Regions from separate parts of the Mus musculus genome. Here region 1 is linked to region 2. A link is a loop called in an ENCODE intact Hi-C map of the cell type or tissue named here. Cell type or tissue: left cerebral cortex. All regions are shown on one strand. Each heading gives the region's core, and the rest is flanking DNA. Links, peaks and the distances in the headings are about the cores only.

The links. Peaks named below come from ENCODE experiments on the same cell type or tissue, not always from the same donor. Only the 100,000 strongest peaks of a DNase experiment are listed, where the experiment ranks them.
Region 1: it touches region 2 in a loop (6-fold over the local background); 2 of 42 quality-filtered maps call a loop at or near these places.

What each region holds. Positions count from the first base shown.
Region 1 is chr8:17,541,780-17,557,342 of GRCm38, reverse strand. No RefSeq gene overlaps it. Among named protein-coding and RNA genes, the nearest start is that of Gm39137, 13 kb to the left of the region's middle. In left cerebral cortex, for the core only: no CTCF peak of the experiment used is centred there; a DNase peak (open chromatin) is centred at 6,261.
Region 2 is chr8:18,556,631-18,572,193 of GRCm38, reverse strand. No RefSeq gene overlaps it. Among named protein-coding and RNA genes, the nearest start is that of Gm35740, 19 kb to the right of the region's middle. In left cerebral cortex, for the core only: a CTCF peak has its summit at 7,336 (motif pointing right); DNase peaks (open chromatin) are centred at 7,349 and 7,708; H3K4me3 peaks cover 416 bases.

The sequences.
Region 1 (15,563 bases), core at 2,591-10,590, 1.0 Mb after region 2:
TAAAAGTCATGCAAGATAGTAACCTAGATGTAATTCCTGCAGAAACAGGGATCCTCAGAGTAAGCTGGCTATCTGAGGATAATCCAAACAACAAACTTCATGTAGAAGAAAGAAAGATTCCTCAATATATGAAGTACAACTGAAGAATACACTCAATGTAACCTCTTATCCATATTTACATATATCTACACACAGATGTGCATACACATGTGAACACAAACAAGCATGTAGACCTACAATAATTATAAATGAATAATACAAATTTCAAACAAAAACTTCTATGAAGAGAAATTTATCTCACTATAGCTTTTGATTTAGCATGTATATGTTATAAACATTTTAATAATAAATTATTATACATATTCCTATAGAGAATATATATTACATGTCAAATATAAACACTACATATGAAGAAATAATAAAGCTCTAAAATCATTTACACAATATCCTATGCTAAGAAAACTCTCTTTTTTGTGTGTGCAGTGTGTGTGTGTGTGTGTGTGTGTATGTATGTCCAGTGGAAGTGCATGAGCAAAGACATCTAAGTTACTTACATTTTAGATAAGAACCTAGAAACCAAGAAAAGTACATTTTAGGTAATATTTGAATGGCATTTAACCCCAATCTTCCTACTGCTACCAGACTAGAAATGTAGGGAAAGGCTGGAGATACATGTGCCAAGGAAGTGAAAGAAAATCAGTGGTGCCCAAGTCCCCAAATAACAAACAAAATCTCTGTTCAGGCCCCCAAATAACAAACAAAATTATGATAGACTTTGACAAAGTGAATGAGAAATTTAAGCAAGGCATAACGGTATACCCTTACACTCCCAGGCCTTAGAAGGCTGAGACTAGAGGGTTGCCATGGGTTCCATGTTAGCAGGGACTACATCTTGAATTTAAGTCCATGATGCTAATTTAGGATAAGTAGCTCTTGCCTTTATAAAATCAAGTTTTTTTATAAATTGTATTAAAAAAAAACAGTGGAAAAACAGCTTACAGTCTGATGGGGGATTGCTGACGTTACAAAGAATCAGTGTGATGGGGGACTGAGCCCCCACAGAGAACTAACTCGTCTTATACACAGTGATCCCCAAAGCACCATGGATTATTGAGCAGTAGGTGAGATTGCCTGGACAAGAACAAGGCCCACCTTTAAGCCCAGGTATGAGAGTTCTAATCATAATGCAGTATGGATGTGCCTGGGCATGCTAGAAGCATCCCCATGCCTCTGGGATGCTCCACTGAACAAGTCAACAATTAACTCAGAGTGTCTGGGGACTGAAGACAAGGTGTCAGGATAGTTTAAAGCTCCCCAGAGAAGTTCAGTCGTCAGTGGGAATGACAGCTCCCATTCTGAAGCCTCCCAGGAGCACACCGAGCTCTTGGTGAGGGTTCACCAAGCTTTAGCCTTAACTTTCTATAAAAGCTGCTGGATGTAAGTACCTTCATCCCCAGAGACATGCTTGTGCTCTTGAGTGGAAATACAAACAACAGGCAATCTCACTCTACACCACCACCTTACTGATGTTCCTTATTTTAGTTTCTGTTTGGGAGGGAGGGGATGAACACTGGGTGTTTGAATCTCTCAGTCACAAGGCAGACCATCAATCCTTGAAACCACCTGCTGTTGGTAGCTGTAATGAGGTCTGATAAGCAATGAACCATCCGAGGGTGACTTGTTGGAAAAGAACAGATGATCTTATTATCTAGACTTTAAAATTCTTCCCAAGACAATGAGCAAAGTGACAAGTAATACTCATTATCCCTGATATTAAAAATACAATTGGGTGTATGATTTTTTAAAAGAAATAAAGAAACAACATCTTTTTATACAGCCAACAGTCTTTGTACTGCTCTTTGAAGAAAGCAACATGGTGTCCACAATTGGCATATGACCCCTCATGTGGTAGGTCATGCCTGAAATCTGAGTACCCAAGAAGCTGAGACAGGAGGATTGCCAAGAGTTCCAGGACAGTCTGTTCCATACTAGGAGACCCCGACTCAAAACAGAGGAGTAAAAGATAACAACAATCAAAAGAGGGTCAGTGGCAAAACCTGGCAGAATAGAGTTAGTAGATGAAGCCATGTTGCAGGGGGAGGGGCAAGGAAGGTGAGCACACAGAATGAATGGCAGCCACTATGTATTGTCTTTGATAGGATAAAAGGATATAAGTCAACTCCTTGAAATCGATTGGGGAACTTTTGGCAGCACCAAGAATCTGCCAGGGAAGGTTACAGCAGACACTTGGGAAAATGCAATATTGTTCAACTCTCCACCAGTGTCTGAGAAGGTAGATAAACTCTGAGTTGCCAATGTCTGGTTGGCAAGCAAGGCCACACTAGCCACATGTGTGGTGGCACCTAGAGCTGGAGTGAAGTGGGGCCTGAAATGCAGTCTGCAGTCACCATATGTAGCTCCATAGTACATATCCATGTGGACAGAGCCAGGAACTTGACTTTACATTTGATTTCTTTTTTTTTTTTTTCATTTATTTATTTTTTCCTATTGTATCCACTATTATTTCAATACTGTCTCCGTTTCTGCTGTGTGGAAATAAGTCATAGTGGAAACCAGGAACTCTAAAAATCTGAAAGTTCACAGCAGCCCTCCAAGGGAGTAGAATGCCCAGCTTGCATGCTAACACTTCCTCTCTTGTGTGTGAACTGCCCTAAGAAAGGCACTGGGGTTTATCTATCCCTTTATAGCTCATGATAGTAATGCCACTCTCTGTTATTCAGTCCTAGCAGTAGTTAAGGCAAAAGGCCTGCCTTGATCCATCTGGATAGCAGTGCCCAGTATACTCCTAAATGTTCAACTGGAAAGGAGATTTCTGGTTAATGAACTTGGTAAGTGCTATGTTAACAAAGTGAAACTGGGCTATTGATTCTCCAATTTCTGAAAACTCTGGAAAGCACACGAACATTACAACCTGTTAATTCTCCCTTAGAGGTTATCATACCAGAATCAATGACTGTTTTGACATGGGTTATTCATGTATACTTAAATATTTCATCCTCCCCATTTCATCTGGAAATTAAGTCTTTCCTTTTCCCTGTTGCAGTTATAGGGTAGTTCGAAAGGCACAGTGGAAAATTGATATGAAGCTCAGATAAGGGGCTTTCCACCTGTTCTCAATAAATATCAGTGGTGTAGTCAGAAAGACGAGGAGAGAAGGCAAAATGTAAGATAGTGGCATGAGACACCCAAGACGAGGGATCTTCTCCTTCAGGATCCACTCTCTACTTACCAAGTGTGTTTCCCTAACTCACAGCTCCAAGGGCAGTTGGCTATCAGAAGCAGTGTATTCCAGAAGACTGACCACAGGTTAAGGTTCTAGTCACTCAAACCCCTGTCTAAATTTCAGCAGGAGACAGATTATACTCATGTGGAACTTGTGGCTAAGAAAATCATTATTGATTACAAATTATGTATGAGTCTACTCATTGAAAGCTGATCTGTTATAATGCACAAACTAGTTGAACTCTGTCTCCTATGTGTGAATGTGTGTGTTTGTGTGTATGTGTGTGTCTCTGTGTGTGTGAGAGAGAGAGAGAGAGAGAGAGAGAGAGAGAGAGAGAGAGAGGGAGAGAGAGAGAGAGAGACAGAGACAGAGACAGAGACAGAGACAGAGACAGAGAGACATAGAGGCAGAGAGAGAGAATATCAACCATTATTCCTAGAACCCATGAACTACATTCATAAGTTGGGAATTATTCAGAGCCCATAAACATGCCTGAAATGTAGAAAGTAATATGTCCAGTTAAAGCTGTGTATGATCAGCTTTATAATAAGCAACTACAACATGTTACATGAGTGTTTCTTATTTACACAACAAACTGGAGATGGAAAATGGCACAGTTCCCAATTAGTGGATTAAGCTTGGAACTCTGTTAGATGTGATGAGACACTCAATGATGTAGCTAGTGAAATATTTTAAAAGCAGGGATAATTCCTTCAGGCATACTATCTGGAGTGCCCATAGTTACTTTGGGCTTGCAAAAGGAAACAGTCTTTCTATTGGAAATTCAGTGAAATCCGGGGAAGTGCCTGGACCCATGCTCAACTAAGCAGTGTCTGGCTCTACTGAGAGATTCTCCCTCCTAAGTTTTAGGTAAGATGTTAGCAACAAGATAAAGCATTGGTGGTTTTCAAAAACTGTTCCTTGCATCGAGATCAAGAAAATCGCCCCACTACATCTTATAAAGCAGGGTGCCCAGAGCTACTGGCTGTTCTTTGAATCTCAAACCACTTTCCCTCTGGGTATCTTTCTGGCTACACAGATCTGATGCCTGTTCTGCTTGCTTCTCCCGAAGCTGCAAGAGCGTGGTCTGCAGAGGTGCCACACTCACTTGAATGCCTTCTTCTTGTTTTTAAGCTCTTCACAATTACAGGAAAAGTGTCTCATTTTTACTGTGTACAGGGGTCTACAAATCATGCAGACAGTGTTGACTCTCTTCCATTTCCTCTCCTGCATCCTGCCTACGCTGAAGCATGGGACCCCAAACTTCTGTACATATGCTCAGAGAGGCAGCACGAGTCTACTATTTCACAGTGATATGATGTCTACTGAAGTGTGATGCCTATGCGGCATGTATCCTCAAATTTCATGGAAGATTTCAGACATTATTCAACCATCCATCATGTGTTTGGTGATGAAAATATATCTGGGCTTGTGTGCACAGGACCAGCATTGCTGTTCCTCCCAGTATGGATTCTACCCCATCCTCTTGTTCATTCTTGTTCCCCTTATGTTAACAGAGAGAATAAAGCACACTCTCACTGTCTCTTTTTCTTTCTATTTTTGCTTCCTTCCTTAACATTGGATGTGCACCAAGCATCCATGAATGGAGGAGCAAACACACACATTTCATATGGATACATGAGCATGCCAATAGTCTAGTGAATTCCCATTTTAGCTAACTTCTTTAAAATTGGACATGCACCAACATATCCATGAATGAGCATGGGAACACACACATTTCACATACACATGTGATAATGATGGCAATCTAATGAATTCTCTTGTAGTCCTTGGGTGTGACATTTCTCTCCCAGAGACCTCTGCTCCTCCTCACAGCAACTTTTCTCATCAGTAGAGTTTGGCTTTGTCTGCACCCCGAGACAGCACAACTTAAAGGTAATATGAAGGGCAGGAAAGAATCTGTTTTGACAAATACCTGAGCTGTGACATAATAATCTGATATAGGAGCTTCAGTCTGTCAGGTGCAATCCCAAGAAAAAGACAGACAGAAGCAGAGGATTGTTTCTTAAGGAAATTCGATTATCACCGGGCATTTTTTTTTTCCCAGAGTGTGGCTGGAAAGTGTAAGAGCATGCAGTTCTTCAGATCCCAGCAGATTCCAAAAATGATCCCGGGGTGGGTGGAGGGTTGCTGGTCAGCTGAATGTGTAATCGTGCTGCTGTTAGGAAAATGGGAGCATGCCCAAAGCTCAAAGCCTAGAAGTGGACGCACCGGCCTTGATGAGGCTTCTTGAAATGACTTACTCTTTCCTCACAGCAAACAGGCCTCTCCTGGGTCCAATGGGGTGTTCCCTTTCCAGCGATAAGGGGATTCTTTGGTGTAATTAAGACAGCAACTAGTGCAACCTTTTCAGGAGTCTGCCCATAAAAATCTCTCCTGATGTGATGACTCTGAGGTCTGGTGGGGCGGGGGCGGGGGGGGGGGCACATCTGTGCATTCTCTCTGTGGGCTAAATGTCAACACAGAGAGCACTAAAGCTCTGAATTTATTGGCAAAACAACTAGATGCTTGCAGTTGAGAAAGTGAAGTTTGACGTCCAAGGGAAAGTGTGGAGGTTGCTGAGATCTGTAGGCCCTGTGTTAGCTTGGTTGATCCCAGAGATTTCTGTTGTAACTAAATAGTGAGCTCTTACTTACTTCCTCCAAAGCAGCAGAATTTAAGGAGTTTGGTGCTTACAATTCTTATCAACTATAGTTCTGCATTTTGTTCTGCCCCATGCTACTTATGCAGAAGCCAGTGGTTGGTTGTTTAACCTCTGAGAAATGTGTATTAATCAATATTATAATAGTGCCTTAATTCCAGCTGTTCAGCAGCCACGCGCTCAGGTATTTTCTTCAGAAAGCCAGAAATCAGTAAGTAAAAATGATATAATTAGCCATCAATATTGCTTAATTATGCATCTAGTATTACCTCTTTTCATTCAGGACTTGACATTTCTGCCCATCTTGCAAGAAATGTGTGCCCACACCCTGCACATAGCATAGCAATGGGGCTTTCCCAGTGACCTCACACATGTTGCCATGGTAGCAAATTCATCTAGAAATAGCACCATACTTTGATTTATAGTCAGCCAAAGACACAATCCTGGATTGTACACATTAAAAGACCAATTTCAAAGGAAATTCTTAGGTTGAGTAATTTGCAGTTCAAGATTATGGGCAGCGTGGTATTCATATCTTTAATGACAGTGCACTTCTTCTTCTTCTGACTATAAAGTAGCTCTTCCATCATTCCAGTGTCCAGCAATTAGAATCCTCACAGATGGTCTGGTATTCTAACCAGAGGGATGGAACAAGGTTTGAAAAGCTCCTGACTACTTAAGAGAACACCTCGCATGTCTTAGACACATGGACTGTTGCTATACTATATCACTGCAGACTGCGTAACTCAAAAAGCCATCTTGTAGTGGTTCTGTAGGCTTAGAAGTTCCTAAGTTGAGCTCTTAATAGATTTTGCCTTAATAAAGGACCCTCTCTTGGTTCATGTCCTTCCCTCATGTCATGGAGAAAGAAGAAGTTACTAATCACTGTCTTTCTTGGAAGAGAATTAATTCTCTTTAATCAGTGCCCCACCCTTAGGTCCCAACTAAACTTTTTCACATTCTTAGAAGCCCTGTGTGAAAAAATACTATGTCTGTTAGTTTTAACTCTTACTTGATGTGTGTCTAAAGGAGAATATATGTATGTATGTATGTATGTATGTATGTATGTATGTATGTGGTGTATGAATATGTATTGGATTGCTTGATTCTAATTGATATAGGAAGACCCAATAATGCAGGCATCAACAGAAGACATGTGTGATATATGTGATATGTTCCTGCAGAGGATGCCGTCTTCAAACTGGCATGCACACAAATGCCAGTGGTCTCAATAGACAGGAAGACAGTGCTCATAGGAGCACAACAGATGTTTCACAATAACAAAAACATGCCGCAACTATGTCTCTAGCTACAGCTCCAAACCTATGTGCACACTACCTAACCCTCATGGTCACAGTTGCAAGGCACATTTTTGCAACTTTGGGACACTTGCTTTCTTTATGGAAAAAACAAAAAAACAAAAACAAAACAAAAAACCTCTCACTAAGCTATAATACTCAGCTTTGGAGTAGTAGCACCCCCCTTTCAGATATCTTTCACCACATGCAAATACTTAATCTTGGATTTATAACTTCTAAAACCATAATCTAAACTAATCTTTTCTCCTTTATAGATTAACTAGCCTAAAATTGTCAATTTTAGCAACACAGTAAGGAATACAGTAAGAAAAAAAGGGTTTAATAGAATCAGTATATAATCAAGGAATATCTACAAAATAAGAGCCCATACCCCACTCACGTACTTTCCCAGACATGCAGTTATGTATAAGGACATGCACATGTGTGCACACACATGCATACCTGTGACATCTTCCTTCACATGCTCACTCTAATCTTTAATGTTAGCACTCTTGTCTCTCTCTCTCTCCACTTTCAAATCTTATACTTACAAGTCCTCTCACTCTCTACACAGCTAACATCTGTCAATGTCCAAGACCTGCTCTGCACTTGTGCTCTTCACCAAGAACAAGCCTCATGCTCTCCATCTATACTCCCTTGCTTTGGCAAGAGGCAAAAAAGAAATTTCATGTTGGAGAAACTTCAGGCATGGAGCCATGTATGCATATGTCTGCTTCTTCTTTTTCTGCACTCTCAACAACCATCATGGTGCGACACATTGAGTCTTGTGAATTCACAGATATTAGCAGAGTTCTGCATAAATCCCCAACTCCTGGCCAGAATGATTTTTGGGCCCTCATTTAAACAGAGGTGAGAGTGTTTACGAGATTAAACATGGGGGCACTTTAGAGTTAAATGTGTGGAGTTTGATAAATCTCACTTTCAAAGGAGTGTGAGTGTGGCTTGCGGAATAACAGCAAGATCCAGGGCTACAGTCAGAGCAACAGAATGTGGCAGTATAGTCTGAATCCTGTTTACCAATGATGGCAAGTGGCATGATACCCAGAGACTCTCCTCAGATAATTCCATATAATAGTACTCCAGTCTGACCATCAATATGTATTTAAATTAACTGCTTTTCAGACCAGACTAGAGAATACCAAAAACTTATAAGTGTCATTTAAATTTTTGATCTGAAATCAATCTACTAGATTTATACCTAGCTTTTAGCTTAAAAGTGTTTGTGTGTGTGTGCACTTATGTGTACGTATCTGAAACATTGCAATGTTTTTTGAGCATTTTTTTTGTAATTAGTTCAAAATGCTTGGAAATTCCTTGGAAATTAGCTATTTGTTAGGGAGATATGGGTATAATGCATCTCACAGTTGAGCAAAACTGGAAATGCCAAAGACAAAGGAACTCTCCAATTCCACGCAGTACATTGCCTCCTTTCTCTGAAGAGGGGGAAGAAGGAGCCTGGAGATGGGCCACTCTAGAAGTGATGTCAGCAGAATTCCATAGCACTGAGGTGATGTAGTTTATAATACCCAGATCCAAGAATTAAACCAACAACCAATGGCTCATTAAAGTTCTCCCAAAGAGAAGCTGTGTGGTGTTTCTCCTAAAGAGGATCTGAGATCACAGAACTGCTGGTCAAAGACCTAACCCCAAGAAGTTCCTAGACTCCTAGTTACCTATCTTATTTGGAATTTATGGCTGTGAAGAGACTCCTTAACCATGGCAATTCTTATCAAGGGAAGCATTTAACTGGGGCTGCTCACAGTTTCAGAGGTTTACTCCTTTATCATCATGGTTGGAAACATGGCAGTGGGCAGGTAAACATGGTGCTGGAGAAAGAGCTGAGAGTTCTACATCTTGATCCACAGGAAGCTGGAAGAGATTACCACACTGGGCTTTGGCTTGAGCATCTGAGACCTCGAGCCTGCACCCAATAACCATTTTCCTTCAACAAGGCCACACTTCCTAATAAGGTCATACACTAAGGACCAGACGTTCAAACCCATGAGTCCTTGGGGCCCATTCCTATTCAAACCATTGCAACATCTACAACATAAACAAATCTCCAAGCAGAAGAGATTTCTGAGTAGGGTTACAGACTGCTGCAGATGTTTTGTCCTGAGATGCTTTGGACGTGAACTGACTGAGTGGCATGAGAATGAAGAGCGAGCAGCCATCTACACATATACTACAGAAGAGCTTGGATCAGGTGGGTTGTACTTGCTCTGTTGGATTGGCACCTACTGTACAACCCAAAAACCTCAGAGAGTTTAGTGTACAGCAGAGAGGGAGGACTTGCTTGTCTGGGTAGGAAGTTTTTGTAAGGGAGCGATCTGGGGCTGTAAAAACCTGGGAGTAAAAAACTCAAGTTGCTGGGTTTGCACACACTGCTCACTCATTCCAAAACACTGGTATTTGCAGATGCTGTCAACATTTTTTGGTCTGAGGGGGGAGGTTTTGATATCTCTTTGTGCTTCACACATATAAGGAAAACTACCCATCCCCATGGGTTTGGGTACTGGGGTCGGTTACATGGCCGTACCCCTGTCAGATAACACACACTCACATTGACTTAATTCACTCTTTTCACATCCATTTAAGGTTTTCTTAGCTTCCCAAGCAGAAGATAGAACACTGAACAGGGGTCTGTATCCAATGTAAAACCAACAGTTTCCCAGTATCAGCTGGGGTCTCCCAACTCACTCCATACACAAATGAACACCTCATAGTGATCAAAGTCGCCTATCCTGGAAAACCTGCCTGCTGGAAGAGGCTAGGATGCCCTGTATCCCATAAGCACAGGATTTCCTCTAACACTGATAAAACTAAAGATGTCAGATGTTAGACTCTCAGGACTGCACTTTCCTAGCAGGATTTTCTAGGTGGAGAATTACTTCCTCGTAAAAGTGATGGAAATTCAGTCACTTTGACACCGAGAGCTAGACGTCACCCAGCTCCAGAATTGTGATAAAGGACATTCTTGTCCTGGCAGGCAAAAGGGATCAAATCAACATCCTGTATGAGTTGGGGTGAAAAGCAGTAATTCTCTTTGATGCTGTCTCAGGCCCTTCCCTTTGCAATGGTGTTGGCGGCTATTCACAAATTTTCCTGTGTTTCATTTTTCTAAACAAACATGAAGCATTTCCCAAGACAATGAAACAAACATCATTCCTGCCTTTTTTTCCCTAAATAAAGCATCTGCTAGGATGGTTTAACATTTCAGGGACTGTGGCCTAATCTCCTTGAAGAGGGAATCACAGGTACATACTAAAATCTGCCTGCAGTTTGGTCACCCACTCCACCACCAGGAACTGTTCACAAACATTAAAACTCCTATTTTATAATATTTAAATGTTCCACTCTGTTTTGTTCAATGATTAGGATTCTTGGAGTCTTGTGGGAATGTGATTTATCGTGCTGTTTGCAGATTTTTCTTTCAATTATTTAGGCAGTGTAACAAACCCATCATGACTTCTTGAAATCTGCTCATTTCAAGGCTGTCTCTGACAAAAACTAATACATAGATCTACACAGGACAAGGGCTGCAGCCTTAGACAGGAGGTACTTACACATTGCTACAGTGTGTGGCTTTGGAAGGGACATCTATCCTTCCAGCTTCATTTCCTTGTGTATAAATTGTTATTTTTTTAACCCTGGTGTGTTATTTGGCTTTCTGTTTCTCCAACAACTCTAGAAGCTAGTTTATTTATGAATAAATGAGGCTTCTTTAGATGAGAGTTATGGAACCAGTGAAGTTGACAATGACACCTGCATCCGTCAAGAGCCTGTGCTATGTCATAATATGAGTGACAGCATATATAACAGGTAGGTTTGTAAGATGGGCTAGAGGCACATGTAAAAAAAGCTGAAACAAGGGTCACCTAGTTTATGACAAGCTGCATTTGTAGTAACTAGTTCAGGACAGTGAGACTTAACTTGACTCAGTCTCTTAAGGAAGACATTAATCTGTTCACAATGGTGGCGATGCTCCATGATATAATTATCTTACAAGACTCGAGTCCCCTAGAACTGTGGCTTTGAGAAATTAAGCTTGGACATGAATTCTGACAGACACAAAGCACATCTAAGTCATAACCCAAGGCTCTCTGGAGGGTGAGATGAGGTCAAAGGTACATATTCAAAACCCTGTTGTAGAGAAGGATGCTGGGGAAGGTACAAGGCCAGTGGCAATAATGCACATGTGCTTCTAAACAAGGTAGGAACTTGAAATCAAGCCTGCTTGCTATTCCACACAGCATTAACTCAGACCAGAGGCACTCCTTTCCCTCCCTCCAACCCCTGGAGAGTATAGCAGAAGCCATGTAGGGAATGGTGTTTAATGACTCACAGGCTGGCTTATACATAGCTAGCCTTCTTACACAGTTCAGAGCTACCTGCCAAGGGAGTGGGCTGCCCACAATAGGCAATGGATACTTAATTAGCAATCAAAGCAATCTACCACAGATGTTACCACAAACCAATCAGATCCAGGCAATTTCTTGATTCTTTCAACTTCCCTTTAAGGTGAGGATTTTGTACTCATTAGTGATTTTGGATTCTTCTTATTGGGTTTTAGCTTAGCTAAGATGCTAACAAATATGTATAGTATTTTGCCAACAGTAAACAGTTGTCAACATGGTACCTTGCTAGTGGCTACAGTGTTGTCACTTGTTTACAATGATCTAGGATTCCACATCTATGATGTCAAATGCATGGCAGTAACTTCTAAATCTATATTAATGAAATTTGACCATGTAAATAATAATAGCTTATACTAGTGTAACAATTTTAATTTTAAATCAGTATTTCCACTACTGTTCTGTTTGGCTTTAAATGTCTACTTAACAGATCCCAGACTTACCTGGTGGGGGGACCTAAAGTGGACAATTATGTAGATCAGATTGTCTTGTGTCTGTGGGAGATTGCCCTGACTGCTAGTTGATATAGGTGGGCTCAGCCTACTGAGGTTGGCTCCATTCCCTAGGCAGGTGCTCCTTAACTGTCTGAGAAAGCCAGCTAAGCATAAGACAGACTATGTGCTATCACATAGCATCTTCCATGCTTGCTTCTGTACATTCTTTATTGTGAAGTAAGTTCCTTGTTCTGAAATAATATGCAGTTGGCATGACAAACAGGCCTGTTCTCAAGTTCCTGTCTTGAGTTCCTGCTTTGAGCTCAAGGATGGACTATGACCTGAAATTGTAAACAAAATGACATGTTTATCTCCCAAGGTTGCTTTTGGCCCTTATGTTTTATCATGATGACAGAAATGAAGCTAGCATCCATATGCTGGTGAAATACCTCAGTAGATAAATATGCTGATCACCAAGATTGAGAAACAGAATTTGGTACTCTCGTGGTAGAAGAAGGAAACTGACTCCTGTGAGTTGTGATCTTCACCCCATACCCATGATAGGGCATAGGGACACTCCATTCCTGTGCAGAATAAAGAAAGAAAAATGTAATAATATAATTATTAAAAAATCAGTTTCTTCTTATGGTAGTTATGTGTACTTTGTATAAGCCATCAGGTAGGTTAGGCAAGCAGTACTACCAGAACCATGAGGATATTAATGGAATGGATACAGTGACATGAAATGGTATTACAGAATATACACTGTCCCTGGCCTCCAGCAGCTTAGTTCCAGACTTAGTTATTCAAATTTCATTCCCTTCCACTCTACCTCTCCTGTCACACCCACTATCTAACAGCTTGCTGAGGCCAGCAAGCATGAGGCAATAATCCAGCAGGTTGGCTCAAAGTCAAAGGCACCAAGTCTAAGGAGCTGAGTTCAAGCACTGGTGCCTTCACACTGGAAGAGGAGAAGTGACTCCTAAAAGATGCTCTCTGACCTACATAGACACACCATGACATACATGCATACATAATAAATATAACACAGTCCTTAAAAAGTGGGTGTGCCTCCTGTATCCACAGTCATCCTCAAGCCCTGTAGAAATACATATTGTAAGTTATGAAGTGCCAAGATACCCTAACTTCTTCTCCTCACTTTAATATCCAACAGGCTCAGGACTGTATTCCTCTAGTATCTCTGAAGCCTGTGAAATGACACTTGAGGCAACGCAAGACAAAAAACAAAGTGGGTTGGAAGGATGTGGTTGGACCTTTACTGCTGTGATTGCATATGGAATGTGAGAGTCTGTCAACTCCTTATGGTTTGCAGAGATTACTTTTTTTTTCTTTTCTGTTTTAAAGTAATTGACACCATAATTGTATTCATTTCTGGGGCACATTATTACAACCACAGTATGTAATGATCAAATCAAGGTAACTATCATTTGCATCTCCTCAAATATTATTAATTACCTGTATTGCAAAGCTTCAAATGCTCCCGTGGTTGTTTTGAAATGCCTGATTAATAATAGACAATAGTCACTTGCCACACTGTAAACATTAGCATCATCTCATCTGCTAACTGCACCACGCAGCTTCATTTCCATCCCCACCTCATCCTCCTGACAATACGGCTCCTGGCTAGTCTCAGGTGATTTCTAATGAACTCTCACCTTACATGTAACCAATACGTTTAGTGTCCATTGATGAGAGGAAATATGTGACACTTGATCCTCTGCCTTTTTTTTTTTTTCTATTTCAGCACAGACACAGTATCTTCCTTCTCCATCCTGAGGCTGTACATGGCAGGGTAGTTGAATTGCATTCCATCTTACCTTTGAACTACATGTCTTCCTTGCTCGGTCATCTGAGAACAGACACATTGCTGATTCTAAATTTGTGCTTCTGTGAATGCCATACCAATGAACATGGATATTTATTTATTTATATACTGTACTCATTTCATTTGAATTTCTACCCAGGAGTGGGGCAGGAATCATGGGGTAGACATATTTGTAATGTCATAATGAGGATCATCCACACAATGGCCATGTTTATTTACCCTCCCAGTAATAGTGTGAAGAATGCACTGTTTCTTCATCCTTGATGCCTTTGTTCTTTTCCAGGTATTTTTAAAGTGCTCTGTGATTTTTATCATTCATTCATTCATTCATTCATTCATTCTTTTAGAAATGGATATACCTGGATGTTATGGCAGATGAGAATAGATCAGAAGACAATATGTAGGAGTCAGTTCTCTGTGTCCTCCCTGTGGATTCCTTGAGTCAAATTAATGTCATCAAGCTTGTCAGCATGTGCCTTTACCGAATGAGGCATCCCAGAGGTACATTCCTGGGTTTTCTGATAGGAAGCATTTTGGTGAAGGTCTGTTGGTACTCACTGTGGCTTTAGCCTACATGCCTCCCCATGGTTTTTCCTGACACTGATATTTTTATGCACTTGCTGGTCATCACTAGTACCAATGATTTTGATACAGGGCTCCCATGACCTTATCGATATGAGTTGGAGGGCTAGGGCTATCATTCAGTGGTAGAACATTTTCATTGCACGTAAAAGACACTATTGTTGAGCCTTGTCACTGCAAAATAATAATAATAATAATAATAATAATAATAATAATAATAATAATAATGTTAAATATAAATGTCAAAAGGCTGGTTACAAACTGAATTGCTGTGACACATAGAGAAAGATGGTTGGGACTGTGTTGCAGTGATTCTTAGGTCTTGATCACCCATCATACCCTATATTTAGATTTTGGCCCTGCCCCTACTTCTGCCATAGTGCAACTAGTCAGAAGTTCACAATCCTCTGTCCTAGCTTGGAAACTTTTTTTACAATAATCTTTATCATCTGATAGAATTCTTTGGGCAGATATCCCCCTGAATCTATCCACTTGCTTCTCCTCTTTGCCTGGAATGCCTTTTCATGTTTTAAGCTGATATTAGATCTCATCTTTCCTGCAAGCTCATTCAAAGTCTTGAAATATCAGAAACACTTCAGTAGACTCCCTGGAGGCAGCAGGGTAGAATGAAAAAGGCCTTAATTTAGGCTTCTGTTTCTCCATTCTTTAAGGAAATTATTGACAAGACCTACCAAGCCTCTGGTTGACCTTTCAGGATGTCAGGTTCTTCCCAAGCTCATATCTGACCTGTATGGTAATAGATATGTTAGCGCCATAGATAAACGCAGAATTCCACATGTTTCAGGGAGTCAGTGTCGGGTTTCTCCCACTGCTGCTGATGGCAGCAATCACATACTATTTTGGCACCGCCTGAAGCACTGCTCCACATGTGAAAGGAATAGTCCAAGAATTGACAATCTTGCAGTACTTCAAAAGATGATAACTTGCCTTTTTAAAGAGGAATTTTTTCCAATAGGAAAGATTTTGCATAGACATTTTCGGCAAACATCTGAAAACCTCTTATTTCAATCAATAAGAAAAGAATGACAATCCTTCAGGGG
Region 2 (15,563 bases), core at 3,057-11,056:
ATTGAATAGTCACAGTTTTCTGGGAATGGGGAATTTGGGAGGCTTCAAACCTGTTCTTCCTCTCCAGTGGTTGCTATGCTGCTGTTTTTTATTTGAAAGGGACTATTGCTTTTCATGGTTTCTGCACAGCTGGAGCAAGGGGCTTGGGAGTAAGCCCACTTACTGTGACATAACGCTAACTGAAATGATCTGTTTTCCCTTGAATAAATAAATATATCTTGGTTGTTGCAGGTCTCTGGCTCATCCCCAGAGTGGATAGTATTTGTGTCCATTTTTCTTTTTTCTTTTCTTTCTCATTAATTTATTTATTCACTTTACATCCCGATTGTAGCCCCCCTCTTCTCCTAATCCCCCTTCCCCCCTCCCCTCTTCCCTCATTCCCCCCTCCCCTTTTCCTCAGCGAAAGGGAGTCCCACCCACTCTCTCCACACCCCCCGCCCCCAGGTCCCAACCCTCTCTGGCACATTAAGTCTCATCAGGGCTAGGTGTGTCCTTTCCCACTGAGGCCAGACAAAATAGCCTTGCTAGGGGAAGGAGGTCCAAAGGCAGACAAAGGAGTTTGAGTCAGAGACAGCCCCTGTTCCAGTTGTTGGGGGACTCTCATTCAGACCAAGCTGTACATCTGTTTGCTACACATGTGTTAGTGGGCCTAGGTACAGAGTATGCATGCTCTTTGGTTGGTGGCACAGTCTCTGGGAACCTCTATGGGCCCAGGTTAGTTGGGTCTTTAGGTCTTCTTGTGGTGTCCTTGACCCCTCTCGCTCTCTCAGTTCTTCCCCTGACTCTTCCTCAAGACTCCCTGACCTCTGCCTGATGTTTGGTTCTGAGTCTGTCTTAGTCAGGGTTTCTATTCCTGCACAAACATCATGACCAAGAAGCAAGTTGGGGAGGAAAGGGTTTATTCGGCTTACAATTCCATACTGCTGTTCATCACCAAAGGAAGTCAGGACTGGAACTCGAGCAGGTCAGAAAGCAGGAGCTGATGCAGAGGGCATGGAGGGATGTTCTTTACTGGCTTGCTTCCCCTGGCTTGCTCAGCCTGCTCTCTTACAGAACCAAGACTACGAGCCCAGAGCTGGTCCCACCCACAAGGGGCCTTTCCCCCTTGATGACTAATTGAGAAAATGCCTTTCAGTTGGATCGCATGGAGGCATTTCCTCAACTGAAGCTCCTTTCTCTGTGATAACTCCAATTATATCAAGTTGACACAAAACTAGCCAGTACAGGGTCTCTGCATCTGATCCCATCATCTGATGGATGAAGCCTCTCTGATGACAGCTGTGCTCTGTCTGCTGAGTCAGGTTTTCAGGGAGCAGATACTCAGATGTCCTTACTCTACCATGTCTGGTGGTATCCCAGCACGCCTTGTAAAGTCCTGTCTGTGTGTGCTAGCAGCTCACTCCTTTTCATCACTGAATAGGATTCCACTGTGTAGGTACACATCTTGTCTATCCACTCCCCATCTGGCGACAAGATTGGTACCAGTTTTTCAGTCTTAGGAATAATGGGAGTCTTATTTCCGTGCTTCCACTTTTCCCGAGTGAACACTTTGGAGTTGAACGGACAAGGCAGATAGAAAGTTTCGTGTTTAACTCTTTTAGAGACTGTTGTATTTTCCGAAGTGGCCACGGTTTCTACTTCCATGTAGCTTTGTGAGCACTTGTCTTTCCACATCTCCCCACATCTGCTTCTTTCTTATTGTAGTTATGAGAGTGGCCACAAACCAGATCTGAGCATTCTTTCATTTGTGTGAAGGTAACAATACTGACAAAATGTTTCTAAAAACTTTGCATTTTACACTACCTGCTGGGTGTCTAGTAGTTAGGAATAACATCTGGGGCTGTAAAGTCGGTTTGGTGATTTGAGTGAGAATGGCCTCCATATGGGAACCATTCTTAGTTACGTTGCCTCATAGTGGTTGTGTCTCAAAATCTGAGCTCTCAGCCACTCTTCCAGGGCCATGCTCCCTGTCATAATGGTCATGCACTCACACCTTCAAACTATAATCTCCAAGTAAACACTTTCTTTTATAAATTGCCCTGGTCATGGTGTCTTATTACAGTAACAGAAAAGTAAATAATATAGTAGGAAAAACATGACAACAGGAAAGACTGGCACCAACAATCCACGTCATTATTTATCATTTGCCCTATCATTTGTTTTGGAAATACATTTTTGTGTGTGTGCACATAATATGTACTGGTTAGTTTCTGATTACTGTGAATATGCATTAATTAATTTTTATTCATATTGATATTGAACTCAGGGCCTCATATATGCCAGGGCCAGCACTGTGAAGGTTTGGATATGCTTGGCCCAAGGGGTAGCAGTATTAGGAGGTGTGGCCTTGTTGAAGTAGGTGTGGGCTTGGAGTAAGTGTGTCACTGTGGGGGTGGGCTTTAATACCCTTGTCCTAGCTGCCTGGAAGCCAGTATTCTCTTAGCATCCTTCAGATGAAGATGTAGAACTCCTAGCTCATCCTGCACCATGCTTGCCTGGATGCTGCCATGCTCCTCCTGCCTTGATGATAATGGACTGAACCTCTGAACCTGTAAGCCAGCCCCAATTAAATGATGTCCTTTATAAGAGTTGCCTTGGTCATGGTGTCTGTTCACAGCAGTAAAACCCTAACTAAGACAAGCACTATTCCATTGTGTTAGATATTGGCCTCTTTTTAAGAATTTAAATGTATTTGTATTTATGTGTATGTATGGACAGCTTTATGGGTTTATGTGCAGTGTGTGTGTGTGTGTGTGTGTGTGTGTGTGTGCAGGTGCCTATGGAGGTAAAGAATGGCATTGGATGCCCTGGAACTTTCCCAGCTGTCCTCTGGGTGCTGGGACTAGAACATGCTCCTGTGTGAGAAGAAGTAGTCTTAACTGTTCAGCCACGTCTCTCTTTCTTGTTTTGAAATTTTAAGATAGGATCTCAAATAAATTACCTAGGATTGCAAATAGCTAGTATTGTGTGCCACTAGGCAGGGCTGGCTACGTTAATCTTTATGTTTATGAAAGTAGTATCTTAGCCAAGAGTCATATTTAATAATTGGAAAAAGGTAAATGGAATATAATATGCGATTTAAAGACAAATCCTACACAAAATATTTAAGCAGAGGAGGGGGTTAGGGGATGGTTGTGGCAGAAGTGGGGGGAGGGGTCTGCAATTGAAATAGAGCAATAAACATAGGCCTCACTGGCAAGGTAATGTTTGGACAAAGGAGATGAAGAAAGTTATCTGATGGAAGGACTGGAGCATTGGACTTAGGAGCAATGTGAGAACAGTGGGGTGAGAACAGAGGACCAGGCTAACCCAGCCATGTGGCTAACAGGGACAAACCCCCTCTTCAGCGAAGACAGCAAGGAGAACTTTTGAGTGGAACAGAGAGTCACTGCTGGGCATGGAAAAGGGAAGTGGTGTAACATGTTAGCAAATTCATTTCAAGAATGCTGACACCTGCTTCCCTTGCCTTCACAGAGAAGCTGTCCTGTGTTATCAGGTTCTCCAGTTGAGGGCATTAGTGGTTGAGACAGTGGTGGTGCATTGAATGGGCTCTCACAACAGATTGCAGCCATAGAAGTGAATATATACATTGTACGCCAGGGACTGTGGTCAACAATATTCACATTTAACCCCTCAGCAAACCCTCACGGAGGCATGGTCTTCACTGACTGCATATATGGTAAGACAGCTCAGGAGTCAGACAGGTCAGATAACTTACCAAGACCGAAAGTTACAGCCAGGGCAGGGCCCAGACCTCTGCCTATATAAGTACATAATTCCAAGTCTCATGAAATGAAAGAACATATGTAAAGGACCGCAAGAGGTTTACCACTAAATATAACTGGTTAAACTGTCCACTACATAGTGAGCTAAGTGGATTCAGAATGCTTAAAAGCATCTTATTATTTTGGAAAGTATCCTCAAGTGCATATATATATATATATATATATATATATATATATATATATATGTATGTATATATATATATACACATATATATTTTTTGGTGCATTAGGATAAGTACTTTGGCAGGTCAAAGAACAGTGTCTTTAGAGATGCCTTAGATAATTCCTGGAGGATGTTAACAAGTTGCCTTCATGGCCGACTGGACCCTGCAGGTGTAGTTTCAGGTGTGACCTTGAGATGGACAAATTTACTGACTCACTGAGCTCAGGGTGGTCTCTAGACCATAAACGAGGAAGAGGATGTGGCTGTGGAAGCAGAAGGTAAATGCATAGGCTCACAAGTCAAGAACCGCAGACACTGGAAGATGTCAGAGACAGGGGCTCCTGTGGGACTTTCAGTAGGAACTTGGCTCTCAGAACCAGAATTTGAACTCAGAATTTGAGCCCAGAAAAATTCATGATGGATTTCTGTTCTCTGAAGTGGCCATTAAATCTGTAGCTGCTTGCTATACACAATGGCAATAAGAAATTAATACAGAGACATGAACAGAGATGTACAAGCAGTGGCTAATGGATAGAAAACTCTGCAGTAAGCTATGCCCTTCACTCCAAAGCATCTTCTCAGAACCCACAGACAGTCTTGTAGTGTGTTTTTCTTACTTCTGTTGTTACTGTGACCAAGTACCTGAGAGGAAGTTATCTGGGGAGGACAGCATATTCTGGCTTACAGTTCTAAGGGAACACAGTCTATCACGACTGGGAAGAATAGTGGGGATGACTGGTGGCAGGAGCAGGAGGCCAGCTGGTCACATTGTATCTATACAGGAAGCACAGTGGCAGAGCAGGAGGCCAGCTGGTCACATTGTATCTACACAGGAAGCACAGTGGCAGGAGCAGGAGGCCAGCTGGTCACATTGTATCTACACAGGAAGCACAGTGGCAGAGCAGGAGGCCAGCTGGTCACATTGTATCTACACAGGAAGCACAGTGGCAGGAGCAGGAGGCCAGCTGGTCACATTGTATCTACACAGGAAGCACAGTGGCAGAGCAGGAGGCCAGCTGGTCACATTGTATCTACACAGGAAGCACAGTGGCAGAGCAGGAGGCCAGCTGGTCACATTGTATCTACACAGGAAGCACAGTGGCAGGAGCAGGAGGCCAGCTGGTTACATTGTAGCTACACAGGAAGCACAGTGGCAGAGCAGGAGGCCAGTTGGTTACATTGTATCTACACAGGAAGCACAGTGGCAGAGCAGGAGGCCAGCTGGTCACATTGTATCTACACAGGAAGCACAGTGGCAGAGCAGGAGGCCAGCTGGTCACATTGTATCCATACAGGAACAGGAGCGTGAAAAGGAAGTGGGGCTGAATTATAAAATTCCAGGGTCTTCGGGGTTCTACTTCTTCCAGTGAGAATTCACCTCCTGAAGCTTGCAGAATTGTAGAACCCAGTGCTAAAATACAGGAGCCTGTCCCCCAATGAAGAAGCTAGAGAGAGCACACAAGGAGCTGAAGGGGTCTTCAACCCTATGGGTGGAACAACAATATGAACTAACCAGTACCCCCAGAGCTTGTGTCTCTAGCTGCATATGTAGCAGAAGATGGCCTAGTCGCCATCACTGGGAAGAGAGGCCCCTTGGTCTTGCAAACTTTATATGCCCCAGTACAGGGGAATGCCAGGGCCAAGAAGCGGGAGTGGGTAGGTAGGGGAGCAGGGCAGGTGGGAGGGTATAGGGAACTTTCGGGATAGCATTTGAAATGTATATAAAGAAATTATCTAATAAAAAAATAGATAAAAAAGAACCCAGGAGCCCGTGAGGGACATATACATTCAAACCCACTCCACGTTCAGGCCAGGATTAAGGACTGAAGCTGAGTGCAATTAGCAGGAGCTGCTGAGACTAAGTTCTCACAAGGCAAGATCACGCAAACATAAAATGTCAGTATGCTTTAGAGATTATTGAGTTTGCTAATTAATAAGGGGATCTACAAAACATTAAGTCCACTTCAAAGTCCATCCCAGACACTGCACGGTTGGAGAGCTCAGGATAAACAGGTTAGATAAGATTGCTGCCTGCGACACAAGACGGGTTCATGTACAGCACCGCCACTAACAGTTGGGTGGTCATCCTTTCCTCATGCAGTTTCCTTTCTGTTGGAAAATCTATGTATTGACACACACCTTTACAAGTCTGCAATTGCTACTCAAGAGCAGACATTCAAAATCACTCCGTGGGCCCTTACTGCCTCTGACGAGGAAGGAAAAGCTTAGGAAGCTGACATTTTGCCTAGTGTCTGAATTTTGAAGACCACCCCCCACCCCTTTTTTTTGAGACCAAGTTTCAGGTAGCCCAGGCTGGCCTTATGGAGCTAAAGAGGGCTTTGAACTCCAGATCCTCTACCTCCTGAAGGCTGAGATTACGGCTGTGTGTCATAATGCCTGTTTTATGAGGTGCTTGGGATAGAACCAGGGTCTTCATTCATGCTAAGCAAACCCAGACACTAACAGCTACACCCTCAGTCCTTGACTACGTGTTCTCAATATTGATCACCCAGCCTGGTGACTTTCAGGCCACCAAGCTGTTGGGAACACACAGAAGTGATTAGAGTCTCGTGCTGGCGCAAGACGAGTATGCCTACAAGCTCCCTTGACAGTCTAGAAACGGGGCAATAATAACAGGGGAGACTCGGAGCAAGCAGAATTTAAATGAGACTGTTGGTACCGCCACTGGTGTCCTCTGTAGAACCGAGACAGGGAAATAACTTAAAGATGTAATTTATAGCCTAAAGGAACCAGGAGGCTGAAGACTTAAGTAAAAAGAATCTCAGTGACAAGTGGATTAGCTTTACAAAGAGTCCCTCAACATCTGTCATGTTTTAAAAATTATCCCATCCATGTAACTTGGTAGGATACCAGGAAACATCTAGCTCGAGAAAGGATTAATGGAAAAACGTTTTCTTCGTAAAGTCTATACAGTTAACATTTTCTAAAAATTCATTAAGAGATAAGTAATAGAGGGGCAATTAATCCCGGAACTATCTCCTATTAATTTGTAAAATAATTCAATTAGGGCAGGTGAGTCATAGATCAGTATGCACATCCCCCGGTATAATTCCAAAAAATTAATTTATCCCTGAAATACATCGTCTTTAGGTAAAACGTGCCTGGTCTTGCATCAGCCCCCAGATATTGCAAAAGTTTAGAAAAGTCCGTGTGAAATTGTACAAGACATTTAACTATTATTAATGAGAAATTTGCGGTTTTGAGTATATATTTTGTCTATATATTTAGCGATTATGTATTTACGGTTTAACTATATATTTATTATCTTCTTCACAGAAACCCAACATAAGGGACGGTCTGTGTGCACACAAGATGTGTGCATGACTAGAGCCCTTACGAAGACCAGGACGAGTCGGCAGTTCTGAACCTGGCCACTAGGTGGCGCTGCTATGCTTTGGAAATGGCAAAGCCAAAGCCATGTGCCAACCGCACGGGAGTGCAAGGGGAAGCTGCGCTGCAGCCAGTGTCTGCAGGTGCCTGTGACACAGAACTGTAGCATAGAAGTATGAGAACACAAACTGGACCAGGCATTAAGTGAGCCTGAGCGGGGCAAGAAAACACCGAATCACGAAGTTAGAAAATGCAGACGGTCAGAAGGATAGTACCTTGGCATTACTCTTTCCATGCAGCATTTTAGAAAGGCAGCGTGGATGCTACCCCAGAGCTAGGAAACCCCAGGATACTTGCCTTAGCCTGTTTGCTCTCATGCCTCGACTTTATTTTGGTCGTTCCGATTCCCCACAGCTTCGCGTTGAGTTCTGGGTTTTGTGGAAGCTCATGCATATACTTTCACGAGTTCTGTAAGCGTCCGTTTAATTTTGAACGCTGCTGTCTTACTACCGCCACGGGGCAGGTAGCAGCCTTGCTGAGGCTGCTTTCTTAGCAGGCAAGAGCCATGGTACAATTCCCTGGAATAAAGATCCAGGTCTAGCCTCTTGGGTTTTATGAGGAGGGTGAAAGCAAGCAAGCAAGCAAGCAAGCAAGCAAGCAAGCAAGCAAGCAAAGAAACAAAGAAACAAGAAACAAACAAAACCCAAGGTGTATTTACCAACATTCAGAGCCGGGATCAGAAGCAGATGAGCCTTTCCTAACTACACGACTGGATTTACGTTCCTAGCAACAATAGCTCTTAATTGGATCATGAATTCTTTTAGGAAAGGTTGTCTCCCCAGCTCTTTAAACAAGGCAGATGACAGAGTTAGGTGGAAAAGAATATATTACCATTAATATCTCTGAGAAAAGAAAAATACATTGAAGAAGGCTTAAAACTCTTTTGCTTTTATTTTTCCCTTTTAATGTACTAAAGTAATATATTAAATATATCTTTCTCTAATGAGGCTTAAACGGTCTCTTTCAAGAATTGCTTATAGGTGGCAAGTGTGTTTTAGATAGGAGGAATTTTTTTTTCCCTCGTGCAGTGTTACAGTTTATTGTTAATGACATTTAAAATCATCTTAAGCAGAGAGAGAGAGCACTTGTAACAAGTTGATTCTCATGAAGACAGCAGCTTTAATGTAAGACCGAGAGCAATTTTCCTGGTGCTTAATCTCTAGCGTTTAGTGTTCCAACCCGTGAGGGAAGGATAGTGTCTTTCTCTGGAGGAAATGAGCTATGGGACTCGGCATAGTTCTGAGCATATGGTGTACTACCATGCAGTGTTACTGCCTCAGTGATCATTAGACGCTCCTGACAGACCACCAGAAGTCACCATGCCTTCTGAAGAGGTCTAGCTCTTGCTTCACAGTGTGTACCTAGCTGTCATACTAAAAAAAGTCTTGTTATTTTTGCTCTGGGGAAACGGCCTAGTGTTTAAAGTGCTTACTGCGTAAACCAAGATGCCCTGAGTTCACACCCCCAGCACCACATAAATGGGGGGTGGGCGTGGCAGCGCGCCCGCACGGCCCACCTGAAATCCCAGCCCTTGAGAAATGGACATGGGGATTCCCAGGGCAAGATGGCTAGCTAGGCTAGCAAAACTGTCCAACTGTGGGTTCAAGTGAGAGAGTCTGCCTCAGTTTGTAAGGTGGAGCGTGATTGAGGAAGCGGGCGGTGTCAGTGTCTGGTTTCTACACATAGCTGCATGCCTGTGAACATACGCATGCGATCCTGCAGAGTTATTCTGAAAACACCTCTTACGGCCTTTAGAGGTGTTTAGCACACGGGACTAAATCTGAACCGAGCTGGGCTGATTCCTTCTCTCATTTGGAAAAGAATGGGTATCCGATTTGCACTGGGGCATTGGGTTCCAGTTTGCTCTTAGTATTCTGAGGGAGGGAGGGATGCGGGGCCTCCTTTGAATCCAGGATATAGATGAGAGATTCAGGGGCTCATTGAAGTCTCACTTCAGGGGTCCCCTGCTTAGCCACCATGGCCTCCTCTGATAGAGTTGGCTGCAGGGTTGAGAAGAAACTTTGGAAACGACTGAACTAAGGCATCAGCTGCTCAGGGGGCAGCCACCTGCACCTGTCTTCTCATCTTCGTCTCCCTAGGATCCTAAGATCTTCTGCTCCACTTTCTTCTCGGGTCTCAGAGCTGCTTGCTTCCTTTCTTCAGGCGAGCAAGCGAGCAAGCGTTCCTCCATCTCTTTGACTTTTGCATCTAAATTTCACCTACCCAGAGTTGAAGGTTAAGATTCATTATGCAAAGTCAAGCAAAAACTCACGCTGACACCGATGTAAATCAGCCTTGTTTACCGCCATTTACATAAACACATGCATTAGATGTGCAAAGTGCTGATCTCCCTGTAGTGGTCCTGATGATATTTGTGGGCTAATTTACTTCCCAGAAGTTTCTCTTAGCTTGATGACTGTTGGGGAAATGGCAGATTTGTGATGATGCCTTCACAGTGGGGAACCGAGGGAGGGCAGACAGTGGGCCAGAGGACAAGTGTGGCTGGAGGCCATACTGTTTCCTGTGGTTTACTAAGTAGCTGGATGGCTGCCTCTGTGGCCATTGCCGCCAATGCCTTCCACTCGTTCTCTTCTCCCAGTCAAGCTCTCATCTAGTCCATGCTGACTCCAATCTCACTGTGTAGGCCTGGCTGGCTCTGAACTTCTTGTGCTCCTACTTCCACCTCCCAGATGCTGAGATTATACAGGTATAAACAACCATGCTTGCAAGTGCTGAGCCACCATGCCTGGCTACCAGTACCCTAATCTTGGCTAAATTATTCAGCTTATCCAAGTCTCCAGATCCTTCAAATGGAAGTGACACTATACAGCAAGATCTACTCTTTCCCTCTTTCTCTTTCCCTCCCGCCTAAGGGATACATCTCCACTCTGTATCCTCTCTAGTCTCATGGACTCTCCAGGGATAAGCACTGTTCTAAGAGCTACACAAAGGAGAGTGAGTCGTAGTTGTGCAGGGCAGGCCTTGGTATTCTCCTGTAGGTTAGCCTCACTGAGCTTTGGCTCAGCCACTGGCTATTGAATTTTACTTCTTTTTTTTTTTTTAAATTTTTTAAAAGATTTATTTATTTGATGAATATGAGCACACTGTGGCTATCTGTAGACACACCAGAAGAGGACATCTGATCCCATTACAGATGTTAGTGAGCCATCATGTGGTTGCTGGGAATTGAACTCAGGACCTCTAAGAAGAACAGTCAGTGCTCTTAACCACTGAGCCATCTCTCCAGTGCCCCTCCACCCCCCCCCCCCCCCGCCATCCCAACCCTCTTTCAGCCATTGTGTCAGAGACTTACAGATGTAGTAGAGGTACTGAGAAGCCTCTCTTGACTCAGTTACTGCCAGGATGTGCCATTTTGTTTTCTGGTCTCTGTGATGTAAGTCCTATGCTGGCCACATCAGTTGACCCCATGTGACTATCTATTCTTTTCGAAAGGAGCTGAGATAATAATAATGCTATCTGCATTGTGAGCATAAACAACCCATGACGCTTTGTATGTAGACCTACTATGCTTCATATGTAGACCTACTGTGTTCCCACTGGGTTTTCTGTCTTCATCATCTGTGTCTGTGATGTAACGGGCATTGTGAAGACAAAGCAAGCATAAAATTGAACACACACACTAGCGCCTCTTCTGGAATTCACAGGTGAGTAGATCCTTCCACTCCAACATGGCAGAGGTCTTCAGTGAGGGCTGGAACCATGCTTGGCTGTGTCTGCTGAGTCTGCTGAGAGTGTTTGGATTGGCAGACTCATTAGAGAGGGCCCAGAGAGTGAAGTGAGGGGCAGGATGGAGGAATGAATGAGAGTGTGTTCATTTGACATCTCAAGGAGAGTGAAGACTGCTGAACATGGGCATCAGAGGTAGAGTCTTCAGACTGTCATTGGGGGTGTGTGTAAAGTATCTTATTTGTGGCCCTGGCTGGCCTGGTTTTTGCTATGTAGCCCAGGCTGGCTTCATACCATCCTCTTACCTTAGCCTCCTGAGTACTGGGATTATAGCTGCATGAACGCACACCAGTTTTTGAGATTGCAGTTTCAAAGGTGATTGAGCAGGGATGACAAGTTCCTGTGTGGCACTAGGAACCTAGGAACCGGAGGGACTTTATATAGCAGAGCCATCATTTATCAGGAATGAGCTGGAAGCCATTGTCACACCAGCTGACATGGAAAACTGTGTCATGACGTGGTTGTACGGTATTTGCCTACAGTAATTAAATCTGGACCTGAAAAACTTTCATCCCAAGATGAAAAGTAAAGATAAAGAAGATGCTTTCCTAACTAAAGATGGATGCGAGGGATGGGGGCAGGGCTGTGGGGGAGGGCGACAGAGCCATGGTGGAGAAATGTAGACAGAACATTTCCTCCATTGTGAAGAATAAGTGTTCACTTTGAATGCTGGAATTCAAACAGAGGCAAGTTATTGAGTCATGGTTGTGTTTGGGGTAGAATGTAAGGCCATGTGTGTTCAGTAAGCATTCCTCCACAGAGACAACCCACAACTCACAGCAGATTTACTGTTAAGAATTTATACATTAATAGACAGTTTTGTTATTATCTAATCTATATACTGATTGTGTATCAGATGATAAAATGTGTTTTCTCTGTACTATAGACTGTTCAGTATTTTAAGTAATATGAATCTTGAAAAACATTTTTTAAAAAAAATATTGTCTGGAGATGAAATTATGGTGTTTGTGGGGAAACTGGAGTAACTGGAGATTGTGAGATGATTTGTGCTCAGAAGGACAAACAGCAAGTTCTCCCATTTGTGGATCTTAGATTTTATATAAAGCACATACACACAGACAGACACACAGACACACACCATACATACAGAGTCACATACACAGAAAGACAAACACACACACAGACACAGACACAGACACATATACTGTGCCTTCAATACTGCTACCCAAGTGAGAGTCAGTCAACTCCTTCCTTCTCAGAGTCTGGCTATAAATACTATGCTTAGAGTAAATGAATTAGAAATGCACCCCAGGTAATAGTGTATGGCTGCTTCAAGCCCATGACGTGTATGTACAATTGAACAATTGCCCTCACTGCAGCAAGCCTTTGTAGGAGGCAGAGCAGGGTGATATGGCCCTTCAGATGCAGCACGAGTGTCACCTGTTGGGTACACCAATGCTGTCAGGAGGCCCATTCTGCTGCAAACATCTAACTTGATTTAAAAATCTACCTCGTCCAGAGCAAGAGAAAATCTTGCTAAACACAATTAGGATATTGTTCCTCCCATTAAGTACAATGAGGGCCATGTATACACAGGTAGTCATACCTGCACACTCACCAACATACCGTAAAAACAGTCTCTAGGCCACATACTGAGATTCTCCACTGAAACCTCTTGGGCGAGATCTGCACAATTCAAATCACTCTCAGTAACAAAGTCGTCCATATTCCTACTAGGACAGCCCATTAAGCCCCATTTAAAGCATTCCACGGCTGGCTTTCCAAATCCAAAGTCCCCAAATCCACATTCTTCTAAGCAAAAGCATGTCAGGCAGGCCTATCACAGAAATACCCTAGTCTCTGATACCACTGATACCACTTTCTGTCTTAGTTAGGGTTTTACTGCTGTAAAACAGATACCATGACCAAGGCAAGTCTTATAAAAGACAACGTTGGCCTACAAATTCAGAGGTTCAGTCCTGTATCATCAAGGTGGGGACATGGCAGCATCCAGGCAGGCATGGTACAGGAGGAACTGAGAATTCTACGTCTTCATCTGAAGGTGGCTAGTGGAAGACTGACTTCCAGGCAGTTAAGGTGAGGGTCTTCAGCCCACGCCCACAGTGACACACCCACTCCAACAAGGCCACACCACCTAATAGAACCACTCCCTGGGCCAAGCATATTCAAACCATCACAATACTTATTGCCTATAAGAATACACCCAGGAGCAGGATTAGTCTGTGTCTTCAACTGCTCTATGAGGGGAGTGAGGTTGAGCTGTGACTAGAAAGAAACCTTGTCTATGGTTACTCACCTGCTCACCACTTTTAATTCATTTACTCATTCACGTATCGACCGTGTGCTGTTTGCCAGACCCAGGATGAGGCTCAGTACAGAAAAAACATTTCTCTTCTTGAGAAGCTCACAGATTGAAGAAGGATACTAACATCCAACACACAGTAGAGGAACAGGGAAAGAGAAAGCATGACAGCCGGACTCCCAGTGTGCAGACCACAGGATAGTGAGAGGAGAGCTTGCCCAGAGACACCTGCAAGAACCAGGTGCTCCTCTAAGCCGTGGTTACTCACTGCATCCTCACATGATCCCTGGGATGAAGTACCAATGTTAGTTTCCCTTATAATCAAGGAAACCAAGATACCCCTGGCTTAGTGGTTGGCAGTCTCAGGAATGCAAATCCAAGTGGCCTGGCTGCAGAGTCTGCATATCTGTGATCACCGTCTGCTGTCCAGAGAGATGGAAAGAGGAATGTGCAGAGTGTGACTGCAGTGAATGCTGCAGAAGACAGGCTGAAGGCGACACAGTGGGGTGCTGAGCATGGGGAGGAGTTGGGGACCGAACTGAGAAGGTGCAGCAGAGACAGCAGTGACTGACTTGGTGAGAACACCTGGAATCCACAAAACGTTTCCTCCTGCATCAGTCTTGTTCTCCTCTTCCCTGACAGCTGTGCAAGAAGGTGACGTCAGGATCCTGTCACAGGTGCAGCTAGGGCTCTTTGGGGAGACCTGTCTCTGCCTTGAACATTTCACAGACAGATCCACACTGAATCACACGCTCATGTCGTCCTTGTGTCTGCACCCAGTGCAGGACAGTTTAAGAACTTTCTCCTGTTTGGCTAATTGCTGCCCTGTTCTCTACCTCCACATACACAATCTGCTCCTCGAAGTTGGAGAAAGAACAAATGTTGTTCTTGTGAGCAAAGAAAATCAGGGTTCATACTGGTATCCCTTTGGTTCTCTGGAAGCTTGTGAATTGATAAATTCCTTTGAGTAAATGTGGGAGGAATAACATGAGTGAGAGGGAAAGATGTGTTTTGTAACCTGACCCTTCCAGGTTTTAATCTCAACTCTAAGACTCTAAAGGGCCCTCATTAGTGTGTGTGTGTGTGTGGTTTTTTCTTGGTTACTGTATGCAGACAAGTGGTATATAGATTTTGCATGGGGAGTAGATCTCTATAAAACATTAGAATAAAAGGCGTACAGTCCAGGATTGTTTTGTTTATTTTTATCCTGCTTGCTTAGCTAGGTAGCAGACAGAGTAGAAGTTTCAAACATACTCATGAATATATGGACACATCAGCATGCAGGTGAGGAGGTGCAGGGACAGGGGAGTGGCAGCCATGCTTGCCTACATAAGAAGATCTATGTAGATCCAGTGGGAGGCAGTATTACAGTAGACAACACAAATGCAGAAAAGCTGGGTGTAGCAGTGCAGACCTGTAGTCCTGCCACTTGGGAGGTGAATGAAGGAGGATCAGGAGTTCAAGGCTAGCCTCCCCTTCAGAGGTTAACACCCACTTAGACTACATGAAACTCAGTCTCAAAAGAAACTGAACTACTAACCAGCCAATCAATCAATCAAAAAAAAAAAAAAAAAAAGGGCATTGGAATTTAATGTCCTTATAGATCAGAAGCCATGGTAGATTTTTGTTAATTTGCTATCTTTAGTCAGAGAGTAAGGGTGAGAATGGAATGATTTCATTACTAAGTTGACTTTTCATAGCTTTGGGATTTAAAGTTAGATGCACAACACTCTGGGAGATTTCCTAACAGATTTTAAAGATACCTGGAAAGTGGCTTCCTAAGTCTGCCCTTCTGCTGTAATTTGGCTCACCTATTTGTGGGGTTTTCTTCCCATGTGTGCCTGTCTCACAATCATTTCTTCCTCTGTAAATATGGGTGTTTTGAAGTTATATGGAAAGATAGACTCAGGGTCTTTAGTTTGTTCATTGATCAATTAACAAAGACAGTGTAGTTCAGATGTTGTGAGAATGAGCTAGAATATGAAATTGTGAATGGTCACACAGAGGACCTGAGATGTGGCCAGAATGGAATAAAATGGAGGCAGCCAAAGTTTTCCTTCTCTTTTCTGATTTTTAACTTTTTCTTTGATGAGAATGTTCTGTTTCTTATTTAGCATCCATCCCTGTTTCCAAGAACTTTCCAGTAGTGTGTCTGAATTCACTTACCAAATTT